Regions from separate parts of the Homo sapiens genome. Here all the other regions are linked to region 1. A link is an interaction called in ENCODE POLR2A ChIA-PET data of the cell type or tissue named here. Cell type or tissue: GM12878. All regions are shown on one strand. Links, peaks and the distances in the headings refer to the core of each region. The heading gives the core; the rest is flanking DNA.

What was found. ChIA-PET counts read pairs that join two places held together with the same protein. Peaks named below come from ENCODE experiments on the same cell type or tissue, not always from the same donor. Only the 100,000 strongest peaks of a DNase experiment are listed, where the experiment ranks them.
Region 2: POLR2A ChIA-PET joins it to region 1 with 9 read pairs; 3 of 35 experiments call an interaction of 5 or more read pairs at or near these places.
Region 3: POLR2A ChIA-PET joins it to region 1 with 5 read pairs; 2 of 35 experiments call an interaction of 5 or more read pairs at or near these places.

Annotation. Positions count from the first base shown.
Region 1 is chr1:58,101,613-58,107,603 of GRCh38, forward strand. It overlaps a transcript of DAB1 not described here. Among named protein-coding and RNA genes, the nearest start is that of DAB1-AS1, 240 kb to the left of the region's middle. In GM12878, for the core only: no CTCF peak of the experiment used is centred there; a DNase peak (open chromatin) is centred at 3,569.
Region 2 is chr1:58,157,498-58,161,497 of GRCh38, forward strand. It overlaps a transcript of DAB1 not described here. Among named protein-coding and RNA genes, the nearest start is that of DAB1-AS1, 300 kb to the left of the region's middle. In GM12878, for the core only: a CTCF peak has its summit at 1,766; no DNase peak of the experiment used is centred there.
Region 3 is chr1:58,163,031-58,167,030 of GRCh38, forward strand. It overlaps a transcript of DAB1 not described here. Among named protein-coding and RNA genes, the nearest start is that of DAB1-AS1, 300 kb to the left of the region's middle. In GM12878, for the core only: a CTCF peak has its summit at 132 (motif pointing left); a DNase peak (open chromatin) is centred at 2,223.

The DNA of each region.
Region 1 (5,991 bases), core at 1,112-5,111:
AACAAATATTTTTAATTGATTGATTTCTAATTCCAATCTATCACTAATTTGACATATGACTTAGGGCCAGTCACTTTTCTTCTATGCAACTTTCTTTATCTGTAAATATAGTGGATATAGATAGGTCAATTAACTAAACTTTGGTTTAAACTGTAAAAGCATTTCTCCCTAACAGATCCCAAACAGAAGAGTAAACACAAAGCACATCTGAAAGGGGAGTTGAAGGCCTAAGGTCCCACCAGCAGTCCTCCCTCTCCACACCACAGTGACTGAGAGTTGGTTCCTCCAGGATCCAGGTTTGCAGGTCCTGGGCCATCAGATTCCTGAGGTTCATTCCAGCTGTGACATCTACACACACCTCCCCATCATGCTTGCCACAGGCCCTTCTACACAGCAGTAGCAGGTATTAACTCGGTGCTTACCATTTGACACATGCTCTTCTGAGTGCTTTTCATGTATTAACTTATTCAATGCCCAATTCAGAGATGAGAATATTGGGGCACAGAAAGGTTAAGTCACTTCTCCAAGGCTACACCGATAGTCAGGTTTGGAGCCTGGAATCAAACCTAGTTATTGGGCTCCAAGGCCCTCGCTTTTGACCCACAACTCTGTCCCGCCTCCCTCAATGGGTGCACAGTATGCATTCCTGTCCTGTTGAATAGGACCTAGGAAAAGGTAGTCTGATGGGGAGAGGAAAGGAGGGAAATGAGAAGATAAAGTGGGAGAAAGAGAGTGTGATCAAGCTGTACCCCGGAGAGCACTTAGTTCTCTAGAGGGGAAGCAGCTTCAGAGTGAAACTGGTTGCTGGAATGGAGACACCAAGAACCAACCTGTTGCTTACCCCATGGTCCTGGAACCAACTCTGATGAGGTGGTTTCTCCTGAATCCATATTTTCTAATCCAGAGATGGTCAAATGCTATTTTTATATCAAGATCTTAGATGATAGCATTCCTTAAGAGGACTTTTCCAGAGAAAGTAGAGATGTCATCTTGCCAAAATATTTTTTTCTTACTGGAACAATAAAAACCTGCTTTGTAAATAACAATGGGAATAGGAAGCTGCCCATATTCTCACCCACCTTTTTCTTTTAATGAATTTAATGAATTAGAATATATGCTATGTGATAAAAAATGTACTGAAAAGCTTGGTAAGTATCATTCAAAGCCTCTCGACCAATCATTTTCACATTGTCTGAAGCTAGCATTTCCAATAAAGTGGGACAACATTATGCAGAGTAGAATTTTACAGTAACCTCAGGAAAATGCAAAAATTGGCAGTAGATAAAGGCAAGGGACAGGGCTTACCTTCAGGAACAGAGGGTCTGTCTGTGTTTTTCCAAGAGGCTCTACTGCCATTTGAGGGTGGGTACTTCACTGGATAGAACTGTTTGGATCTTATGGGGTGTCCACCATTCTGGACCCCTGCCTACTATATGCCAGCTCACAGTTCAGGAGGGGAGAGGAGAGACAGGGATGCATGTACCAAGCTATCATCCAAGACTTCCTGCGGCACCCGATACGTGGTAATGCACCTCTATTAAAGTTTATGTACTTTAATACAAAATGAAATGTTTACAAAGCATAAAATAAAATACCATCAAAGGCTACAGCCCATCTTGCATCAAAAGTAACTTACTATAAAAAAACTGAAAACACAATTTGCAAGTATCAGAACCAGAGAGGATCCCAGTGATTATCTAGTACACAGGGTGGAAAACTTTCTCCGTAAAGGGCCTGGGTGTAAACAGTCTAGGTTTTGTGGGCCATATACTCTGTTGCAACTACTCAACCTTTGTCTTCGTAGCACGAAGGCTACCCATACCCATATTAATAAAATGAATGGGCATGGTTGTGGTTCAATGAAGTCTACTGAAAACAAAATTTAAATGTTTAAATATTTAAATAAAGACAGGAACCAGTATGACTGACTGATTTTCTTTGCCTCAGGCTCCAGTATGGCTCCATACTGCACTGTTACTGATCTTGTCACCATTTCCATTTTTGATAATGCGTTCATTCTGACACTGCTGACTTTAATTTTGATTTTTTACAATATTGCATTGAGTATTAACTTACCTTGATGACTGGGTGTTAGTATCCCCTTAAGTTTTGCCCTGGAGATTAGTGCCTTACTTGCATTGCTCAAGTTTGGGCCCTGCCTCATGCTCCCAAACTTCCACCCTGTCTCTGTTCTTCCTTGGGCCAGTCTTTTTGTCCATTCCTCCAATGACTCCATTCCTTGTCAAATTGAGTCCTAGTAACTTGCTTGTACATTTTCTTCGTGGAGGTCATGTCTTGACTCCTTCACCCTTTCACTTTTCCTCCCACTCAAGGGCAACAACAAACCCCTCCTCACATCCCAGGTCAGCAGTTCCCACCTTCAGATCCTTTGAAGAATCAGCTTCTGCTCCAAGAAGTCTTTTTCTAGAAGATATTCCCAATAAAGAGGACCTATTTCTAAGAAGGATTCTCCAACAGCTGCTAAGAAACCTGTCCCTGTTTCATCACATACATATAGCAGTGTGCCAGGCACAGAGAGGGAAATGCACCAGAGAAGCCTCCCCACCGGGTGGTGAAGCCCCGAGGGAAAGGACTTCCAAATCCCAACCTCTAGCACACAGTGGACCCTCAATTAGTATTTATCAAACTGAATTGGACAAGTCCTTTCAACTAGATTTTCAGACTTTGGAGGATTAAGGTGGAAATGGGGAGGCTCAGGGAAGACTGATTTCATACTCTTAGGGTGAGAGAAAAGCGGTGCTGTTCTGTGGATTTTATTAGTGGAAATGAAATCACTGGTGAAAACTGCCAGTGTGGGCACTGTGGATACTGCTGGATCCAGAAAATATAGTAATCAACACTTGTACCCTAACTAGCTGGTCTATGGTAGGAATATACATGTGTTTTCCCCAATTTTTTTAAATTTTCCAGTGTGCTTCTGTTCCACAGGAAGTGAGACAGCCGGTTCAGAAACAAATTACCACTCTCAGCTAAACCCCCATTTCCCAAATCCCGAGCCTTCCTTTAACCTATTTATTTAATTTCTCTTAACATATTTAAATCCATTGGAGGGAATTATGAGGGAGACAGATGAGATAGCTCACAAACATTTGTATGCACATTAAAATAAAGAAAATTAAATGAAAAATTAATAGGGCAGACAGGTAACCATGTAATGTGATTTCACTTTGAAGCAATTTATTTTCATTCAAACTGTGATAAATAATCACCAAGTGATATAATAATTACCCATTTCTTGGTGTCGAATGGGATGTGGAAATTATTCTCTGAAGTGAAAACATCCTATGGACTTTCAAAAAGGGAATGTCGCACATTCAATAAAGCTACAAACCATGACCCCAAAAGAAATTGAATTGGCCTGTTTGTATTCCCATCGCTATGTCTGAAAAGTATGTTCTCACCCTCTAAGGCAAACTTCCCTTTCTGTTTGATAAAGTCTTGTGATTTGCGACCACAAAAACTCTGAGGACTCCATAAATTTTGTGCTTTGGCACTCCCATGTGAGATCAAGCCCTGCAAAAGATGGCTGCTGAAGAAGGCAGAGTCTAAAGGTCACAGAACAGTTCCTCGTTTTGGTGGTTAGCAACAGTCATTTCTAAATGCCTTCTGGGCTTAAGAATAATTGAATGCATTTTAAAATTAGGTCTTGTTCAGTTAAAAGCAAGACCCCATCTGTAAACACTCATCGGCACCCATTAGAAGGACCTTCCTTGCTGGAGCTCTTTATTGCCCATAAATACAAGGGCTGCCATTGCTTTAGGGCCCCCATGTGCTGGGTGCCCGCATGCATCATTTCATATCAGAAATACTGCTGACGAGAGACGCCAGCAAACAAAGAGGCTGGTGGGAAAAAGCACTGGATTAAGAATGAGAAGACTTGGGTTCTAGTCTTGAATTGGCCCCCTACTATCGATGCAAACATGAGGAGTTCATCAAAACATCTCTGTACTTCAGGTTCCTCATTTATGAAATGTCGATGATGATACATACCTGCTTCAACCCACTGGGAAACTATAAAATGTTGCACAAATTCACTTCAAATTCCTAAGTGTTTCATCAAATGCTGACTAAGGCTGTGCAAGGCACTTAGGAATAATGAGGAAAGTAAGAAAAAGTCCCCCCACTTCAAGAAACTATCCATGCAGCAGGAAAGAGAAACATGTATAAGCAACTCACTCCAAAAAGGCAATTCTGAGCCTCTCTGCCATTTGCTTAGTTCACGTAACCAGCACTTTTCCTCTCCATTCAGTCATCCTCTTATTTATTCATTCATTTATTCAACAAAACTTCATTTAGCATTTATGATGGGCCTGGCACTGGGAATACAGAAATGGCTCACGTTAAATCCCTCAAGGAGCTTATGTTCTGGCAAAGAACATATCTTTGCAAAGAATTTTCCAACACATTTTAAAATATAGTGTTGTTGTTTTGGTTTTTTGTTTTTTGTTTTCCTTCCTTCCTTCCTTCCTTCCTTCCTTTTCTTTCTTCCTTCTTTTCTTTCTCTTTCTTTCTTTTCTTTCTTTCTTTCTTTCCTTTCTTCCTCTTTCTCTCTCTCTTTCATAGAAACTGAGTCTCGCTCTGTTGCCCAGGCTGGAGTGCAGTGGTAGGATCATGGCTCACTGCAGACTCAAGTTCCTGGATTCGGGTAATCCTCCTGCCTCAGCCTCTGAAGTATCTAGGACTACATGCACACACACCACCACACCCAGCTAATTTTTAAAAAAGTTTTTGGTAGAGACAGGGTCTCATTATGTTGCCCAGGCTGGTCTTGAACTCTTGGGCTCAAGGGATCCTCCTACCTCAGCCTTCCAAAGTGTTGGAAATACAGGCATGAGCCTTTGTGCCTGTCCAGTGGTTTCCTATTTAATCCCAATAAAAGTATTTGGAGTAGATATGATTAGCTCCATTTTTAAAATCAGACACTGAAGACCCAGAAAATGAAGTGACTTGCCAACCCCAGGGAGCTTTCAGCGATAGGGTTGCAACACTGAAATTGTGGCTTTATGACTTGGATCCCGTGCTCCTTCTCATACGTTGTAGATGTCTTCCAGGAGAGAGGCCAGCCTTGAACTAAGCCATCTTACTGAGACCATGACTCCACCTAAGTCTTATGAATTCTTTTCTCTATAGAGCTGAATCTATATTCTGTGCCTTCCATCACTGTTTAGGGCCCAGCTGAAATAAATTGCCTTCCCTCCCTCCCTCCTTCATCCCTCCCTCCCTCCCTCCCTCCTTCCTCCTTCCCTTTCTCCTTCCCTTCCTCTCTCCCTCCTTCCTTCCTCCTCCTTTCCTTCCTTCCTTCCTTGTTTCCTTTATTTTTTCTTTCTTTCCCTCCTTCTAAAGCATTTATTGAGCATCTACATCTACTATGTGCTGGGCATTATGCTGGGCCCTGAAGATTAAAGGGTGTTAATAACATAGTCCCAGCCTCCTGGAGCTTAATAGCTAGTAAAAAAAAACCCAGAAAAATAGCCAGATAATTTCAATATAGTGTGATAAGTGCTAGGACATAGAGATATGGGATGCAGTAAAAGTCTATAAAAAGGGCCGGGTGCAGTGGCTCACGTCTGTTATCCCAGCACTTTGGGAGGCTGAGGTAGGTGGATCACAAGTTCAGGAGTTTGAGATCAGCTTGGCTAACATGATGAAACCCCCCTCTACTAAAAATACAAAAAAAAAAAAAAAAAAGTAGCTGGGCGTGGTGGTGGGCACCTGTAATCCCCGCTACTCGGGAGGCTGAAGCAGGAGAATCGCTTGAATCCAGGAGGCGGAGTTTGCAGTGAGCAGAGATCGTGCCACTGCACTCCAACCTGGGTGACAGCAAGACTCCATCTCCAAAAAAAAAAAAAAAATCTAAAAAAAGTAATCTAACCTAGCAGTCAGGGTGCCAGGGAGGGTTTCACAGAACAGCCAGAAAGAAACCTGAAGAGCCTTTGGCCAGGCCAAAGGGAAGCTAGCATGTTTTTTTTC
Region 2 (4,000 bases), core at 1-4,000, 55 kb after region 1:
TACTGAGTTCCAGTCACTGGATTTGGGTGGCTGGTCCCAAGAGGCATGGGAACAGGCACCACGATGCCTTGTTTAAGTGCTTTGTAGAAAAGGAGACAGCTTGAAAATGAGGGTGTTCTAGGCATAGAGAATGACTTGTGGTGGAGGGCAGTGATCGATTCAGAGCTTAATTATCTGGACCAGGTAAACACTGAGTTGCTGGAATCCAGAACCAAATCTGACAGGGCCTTAGAAATCACCAGGGGAGATGATCTGTATCATCTTTTTAGTCCATGATCCTTCTACTTCATTGCAACTATTCTCTACCCAAATAATTTTTATACTGCTAATGAACAACTCTACAAACATTTGAGAATATTTATTAAATGCCTATTATGAGCTAACACTTATGGGCACTGGGAACACAGTGATGAACAAGGAACAAATTTATAGTACATGGGACTTAATGCACTGGGTAGGAATCAATTGCACAATTACTGCAAATGCTGATCTTTCCTGATTAAGGAAAGTTACTTAGGGAAAACAGCCCACAAGGGGTTAAATGAAAAGCTATATTCTGCCTGTCCTAGTGACTCTAATGCCAGTATTCAAAAAGGTTCACCCACCTTCCCTTTTTTCCTTTACTTATTCTCTTCATTTGCATGGAGAAAGGAAGACCAAAGCCTCTTACAAATTACCTTATGCACTGAGCCACAGACCCAAACAGAGCTCAGATTATCTATTTAATTCTCCAGCCTGCAAGGGGGCATTTACCCATTGTCTATGTCTTATCCAAATGTAATGGATTAGTTCAGAGCCCAGGGGGGAAAGGCATGAATACTGTGTTTAGAAGGAAAGCTATACAGAGCAGAGATAAATTCAAAGGATGATTTTACAAAAGAGAAAAGTTGGGGTGAGTTTTTGGGAAAACCCCTGTGAGCCTAGGTATCAGTCCTGGCTTGTTCAAAGCTAAAACTCTCGGTCCACATCCAGGATGGTCCCCCACCCTCTACCAAAGGCTGCTCTATCTCCAATCTCACACCCCAGACAAGGGGTCATCCATCACCAGGGGAAGAAGGTGAGACTCGAAGGTGGGAGTACAGCAAGTCAGACTACACACACTGGAGAGAAAAATCTACTGCAGCTCGCGTTTCCTTAGAAACCCCCACAAGCTGAGAATGGGAAAGTAGCCACACAGTCAGACAGAGGTCTGTCTGATTCCTTCATCAAAGATCATACCCCGGAAGGAGGAGGAAGACATCGTTAAGCAGCTTAATCTTTCAGGCAAGGCCTGGAGAAAGCAGCCTCCTGCAGAGCCAGAAAGATGCAGGTCTGGATCCCAAAGCAAATGCAGGCACAGGCAAGGCAAGGAGAGTCGAATCTACACACATACACATGCACACAAGCACGCACGGGTGAGAAACCCTAATGATTAAGCAGGGGAGAGGAAATATTCTGATAGAATATTCAAATGAAAGGCGAGTTCCCATAGAGACCCCTTTGTGAATAACCACACAATAATCACATGACCTTCAAAATAGAACTGGAGACAAATCTGATTTCGTCTAATTCTGAAAGCATGTCAAGCTCTTGCCCTTGCTAGTGAGCTCAAGCTCTGGAACCCAAACTGAACAAGAATTCTGTCTTCAACATTTAATAGCTCTGTGACTTGAGGCAAATTACTTAACTTCTCTGAGCCTTATTTATGAAAGGAAAAGTCCCTACCTTAGTGTTAAGAATTAAGTGAGATAATACATGTACAGCATGTAGGACAGTGTCTGGCTCCCTCTAAAGACTCATTCAAGTCAACAGATAAGAAGGAACTGCAATCCAGGTTCAACATAGAATGAATCCCATCGAGTTTATCCATTTCCACAGACTGAAAGAAGCTAGAGGCAAAAAGAACATACTATGTTATTCCTATATATGAGGCCCAAGAACAGGCAAAACAAATTGATGGTCAGAATTGTGGATGTCTCTGGAAGTACAAACTGAGAGGGACATGAGTGAAATTGCTTGGGTGCTGGAGCTATTCTATATGTTGATATGGTGGTTATATGAGTGCATGCATATGTAAAATCTCTCCACGCTGTACACTCAACATTACTGCAATGTAACAGAGCCTATGGATCATCAGTCTTCTCATTGGTCATCACCATCTGTGACAGCAGCTGCAGGAAGTGAGAACTGGGTTGCACCCAAGGTACGTGGCGGCTGATGCTTTCTGCAAGACATTATATGTAAAGGTTGATTATTAGAACCCTGATTCTTTCCAGCAAGACACAGGTTAACTCACTGTGAGTTTAGCAGAAAAGGCATGCATATCCCCATTGCTCAGCTGAGGACACTAAGATTCAGGGTACCAAGGTCAGTTGTCCATGAACACAGCTGGTGAAGTTAGAGTTAAGGAGAGAAGGCAAGTCTCCATGCTCCACTATATTTCAATCTGTTTAGAGAATTCCCTTCTATCTACTAGAGACAAATTCCCTAGTCCTGAAGGAGGAAATAAAAGAAGATACCTTTTTTTTTTCTTAAAGAGTTCTTCCAAAGAGAAAAAGGCATTTCAAATACAAATGAACAAAAGTAAGCTATATTGCCACCTGCAGCCTCTGTGAGACCTAATGGCAGGTAGGAACAAGAGGGTCTGTGGTTTGAGGTAGAATCAGGGTCACTGTTCCCACTACCCTAGGCAGGTGCAGTTGCAGGTAGGCCAGGGGGTAAGGAGGGGTGGTAAGAGCTGTCACCCAGTCTGTCTGTCTCTGAATGGCTCTGGGAACTTCTCCTGGAGGGGAACGGTCTCAGTTCTATCAGAGAGTTTCAGCAGGTTTAAGAGCAGAGCAGAGTAGTTCCCTGTTACCGCAGGCTGCTCTGGATAAGGAAACAAACATTTTGGGGCCTCCTATCATGTACCTGGCATAGTTAGAGGAGCTGAGGATAGAGTAATGCCACTCAAGAAAAGCAAATCCTGTACAGAGGGCAATTAGGGAAAGCCTCTTCATGAAACTGATATTCAAAAGGCAACCTTTCATAGCATGAACTTGGGCTGAGTTGCAATTCCTATGGGGAACAGCCAGATACACACGGGCTGGGCCTCACCAGAACAAGTTTCCCTCCAACGATCTCAAACTACATCACTGAAAATCAGTCATGCTCTTACAATCCAAGTACAGCATTTGCTCTTAAATTCAAACCAATAGGCTACAAAAAAAAGTTGTATCACTTTGTTATAACATGGGTCCTACAGGCTTTAAATAATTTTGGGTACAATTTTGGGTACAGTTACCAGACTCAAGGAAAAAGCCTCTTTACAATAAAGCATGTGTTTGGAATACTGGGCCCCAAGACTCCTACCAATACCAATCCAGTGCTTCTTCTGCTATGTCACTAATATATGTTGAAGAATGGGAAGCAAATTAACAAGGCAGCTCCTGCCTTGAAAAAAATGCAGTCTAGTAGGTGGGCTAGTCACATGCACAACTAACCACAGTAGAAGGTAGGAAGTGCTGTAGTTGTACTGTATTACAGTTCTAAGCTGATGCAACGTAAGGAATACATAAGGGTCCATTGCCCATCTAGAAAAGATGTTATAACCTAGGCAGGAAGATGGGACACAAGTAGAAACGACTCTCACCAGCAAAGGTAGAACCACAACACACAAGGAGTCTCAAAGAATGGAGTCTTCCCCTTTGTTCATTTATTTAATAACATTTACTGAATGCCAGGTATTTAATTGGCACTGTGATAAACAAGTCAAGATCCTTGCCTTAGAGAGCGCAAGTTCAATTGAGAGTAAAGCCTTATAAACAGACATTCCCAATGCATATTCATGAACACATGCATACAGTAGCCTGGGAAGTGGAATAAAACGATTTTTATTTCTAGGACTTGGGAATGCCTTAAGATGAAGAAGAAAAGAGCTTGGGCTTTGCATTTTAGGCAACAGGAACAGGATTATTTGGAATCACAAAGGTTTGGAAGAACAAAGTGTTTTACAAAACTATATTGCAGCTGAAGCACTGGG
Region 3 (4,000 bases), core at 1-4,000, 60 kb after region 1:
GAAAGAATGACTCAGTCCAAAATGCCAAAGTGGAGAAACCTATTCTAAGTTAGCCCTGCGAAAACCGGGAAGCAAACCAGGAGCAAGTCCTGCCTGGCCCTATCCAGTCATGGAGTCTCCCTCTAGCACCCTCTACTGGCAGAGCCTAAGAGGGAGCCAGTGGACAAAGATAAAAATTTCATCACGAAGTTAAGAACAAAAGGATAGCGTTGTAACTAAGTGCCAATAACTTAGTAACTGGCACAAACATTGCAGGTCCGGTTCTCAGAGCAAGCAATGACATGACGGTAGATATGGGAATGACATTTGAGAGAAAGACTCAGTAGCCAGGAGTGCGTGAAGCAAAGCAAAACCTATTACAAGTTCCAGGAATAGCCAAGTGAAGAGATAGACAAATCCTCTCTCTCCACAACATCTATAAAGCTGGACAAAATTAGCAAAATCAACCATCCCAGAGTTGGAAGTTGAACAACAGCATATAACGACCTGAGAAACATTTATGTTTGAAAATCTGCTGAACTTTGGGTCAGAACAGGGGGAATCTGGTGCCTGCTTGCCTGGGACTGAACTCCTTCCCAATCCATATGGAAGCTCGAAGAGGGCAGGATGAGCCTAAAGACCACAACTTTTCTGCCAGGTAAATGTGGACTCACCAGGCTCAAAAAGGTGGGAGATGCCCATGCTCAAGTGTATTTTCAGCAGAAGTGATGACCCAAGGCAGCCAGCAGTGAGGGTCAATAACTCCACTGGTCTGACAGAGACGTATTCCTGCCTGAGGCTGCTCATCTGGCATAAGCTGTTCACACACTCCTGGCTGATCTTGAGGCTGAGAACATGCACATAGCTCACAAGAAAAAGCACAGTGTAAATTCAAAGCCAGAACAGCTTTGAAAAATACCCAAACTTTTAATATGCTTTTCTACCCACACATAGTTCCAAGAAAGTCTTACTAGCTTGAAGTATTTGAACACAACCTCTGTCCACTCTGACTGCTGAGCTATGCAAACACGTGGCAACCCTTAGGCTTAAAAATAAAAACATGAGTGAAAAAAGCAAAACTAAGTGGAGACATCATCAGCCATGCACTGTGTGGGGAGGGTAATGAATTTCACAGATTTAGCCCATGAAAGCTACTAAACAACTCAAGAGAGCTCAGCTTAAAAAAAAAAAAAAAAAAAAAGATGAGTGATCAAAGGTCAGAAGAGCTCCTTTTCTAAATTCCAAATCTCATATTCACTTTTAAGGCTTTACATCACATCTCCAAGCAATAGTGGATACAGATAACTTTATTTCCACTTAAGTTCTCTATTTTGCAAAGTTGGCTTGGGAGATACTGAAATCAGTGGTGAGTATGTGTCAGCAAAGAACATATCAAAATAGCTGATGGTATTTCTTCAAAAACATCTCTCTGATCTGAAGTATAGATGAGCACATCCACTCAGAACAGGCATTTAATGCAAAGGCTTTTCCAGTCGGCTCTGATTTTTCAAAGCCCTTCTGAGTTTTATAGCTTATAATAGCATCCTTTTTTAAAAAATGAAATCTGAACAATTATTAAAATGTAGCATGCCAATGAAGGAAAAATTGATGTGATTCTCATGCACACATGATAACACATTACGAAATGCTACCAGTGAGATGAGTGTTGGGACAACCAGGATGTGGCTGCAGCCTTAGGCCTGGACACTACCTCCAGTTCTCTAACACAATAGAATAAAACAAAAAGGAAGAGTCCTCAATAATAAGCTATCCCACCCTTTATTAAATGCAAGAATCCCCTCCACTATATCCTCATGAGCTCCTTTCAGCATCTGCTTAACATATATAATGAATACAGAAGATTACTTTAGAATAGGGGTTAGGTCTGGGGTTATATCTATTTGGTAGATGTATTTCATTTGGCTAACATTTAAAAAAATGTTAGCAATATTTTAAAATTAGGAAATGTCACACAAAAACTTGATTTTCTAACTTTTAAAGGAAGCATAGTTCTGGCCACTCTAGGCCCCATTTCCACATGGAAACAAAATGAGACTGATTAACAAATGCTCCTTTTGAAAGGGGCCCGGACCCCCTAGCTCACCAAGGTCCTGACCACTGCCTAATGCCCATAGGACCACATTAATCGCCACATTCACACTGTTGCTTTTTCTTGAAGTAAAGACAGACAGATGTGTCCCAGAACTCTCTCCACTGAGGGGAAGTGAAAGGCAGACTGAACCTGCTCTGGTTTTCTACATCAAGATTACTCACCAAGTGCCTGGCCCGGAGGGATGTGAGAGTGTGACCCCACTGTGTGAGGAACCCTCAAGGACCTCCTTCCCATTAGTCACCTCTCTCCATCTGTTTGCCATATAATTCCTGCAAACCTCCCCGATTCTCTGTACATCCTTTTATCAGTCTGCAAAAGGAGGCTCTCTTCTCGGTCCTCGCTCCCTCTACCTGACAGGAATGCCTTAGAAGCCACTTGATAACATCTGCAAAAGGGCGGCGAGCTTCCCATATGTAAGTAGATACAACAGAGCATGCATGTTACCATGTTGAGTGTTATTAAAGTTGCTTATCTACCTCCAAGTGACACTCTCATATAAGTGGCTAGCAACTCATGTTCAGATAATGCTAAGCAGTATTCCAAGCCTAGACCACAGGATAGACCTATAAACCAACTAAAATTTTGTAGAGAAAATCCCAGAGTGGGCAGAGGTTTTGGGGATCAGTGAAGAATAAGAGGAAAGAGAACTCTGTTTTAACCACTGTTGTAAAGATAAGAAATGGGCAGACAGGAGGTCCTGGATCTGGAAGACTATGTTGCTGTCATTGATTGTGGGCTTACTGTATGCTACACATCTTATGTGTGTGGCCTCATTTAATTCTTTGTAAAACTCCATGAGATAGCTGTTGTTGTTTTCAGTTCACCATGAAGAGCCTGAGCCTTAGAGAGACTAAGTAATGTTTTTAAGGACACATGGTTAGTAAGTAAGTGGAAAGACCAGGGTTCAGCTTCAGGGCCTGGATTCTTAATTGCTATGCAATTTTGCCTCTCTGTACTTAAAGAGGAAGAGAAGAAGTCACATTTATTAATCAATGACTATACATCAAGCTAGATATGATTTTGTATTTTTAAAGCTCTATTGAGATATAATCTACACACTGTAAAATTTACTGGTTTTAAGTGTACAATTCCAAGATTTTCAGTAAATTTACATAACCGTGCAACTATCACTGCAATCTAGTTTTAGAACATTATCGCCACCCCAAAAAGATGCCTGTGTCTGTTTGTAGTCAATCCCTGTTCCCACGCTAAGCTCCAGGCAACCACTAATCTACCTTCTGTCTCTATAGACTTGTTTTCCCAGATATTTGTTACAAATAGAATTGTATGTGATGTTTTGCATCTGGCTTACTTATTTAGCATAATATTTTTGAGGTTCATCAACATTTCAGTATTATTAGTATTTCATTACATTTTATTCCACTGCCTGGGTATACTATATTTGTATATCCTTTCACCACTACGTGAACATTTGAAGTGTTTCCACTTCCTTGGATACTATCAATAATGCTGCCACGTGCATTCCCAAACAAGTCTTTCAGGGACACATGTTTTCCTATATGTTTTCATATAGGCAAATCATGTTTTCATGATATCTGTGAGTAGAGTTGCTGGGTTATATGGTAAACTCATGTTTAACATTTTTTGTTGTTGTTTTTGTTTGTTCGTTTTTTTTTTTTTTTAATTTGAGACAGGGTCTTGCTCTGTCACCCAGGCTGGAGTGTAGTGACATCATCACTGCAACCTCCGCCCCCCAGGTTCAAGTGATTCTCATGCCTCAGCCTCGAGAGTAGCTGGAATTACAGTTGTGCACCACCATGGGCTGGCTAATTTTTGTGCTTTTAGTAGAGATGGGGTTTCACCATGTTGACCAGGCTGGTCTCGAACTTCTGGCCTCAAGAAATCCACGCACCTTGGCCTCCTAAAAGTGCTAGGAATATAGGTATG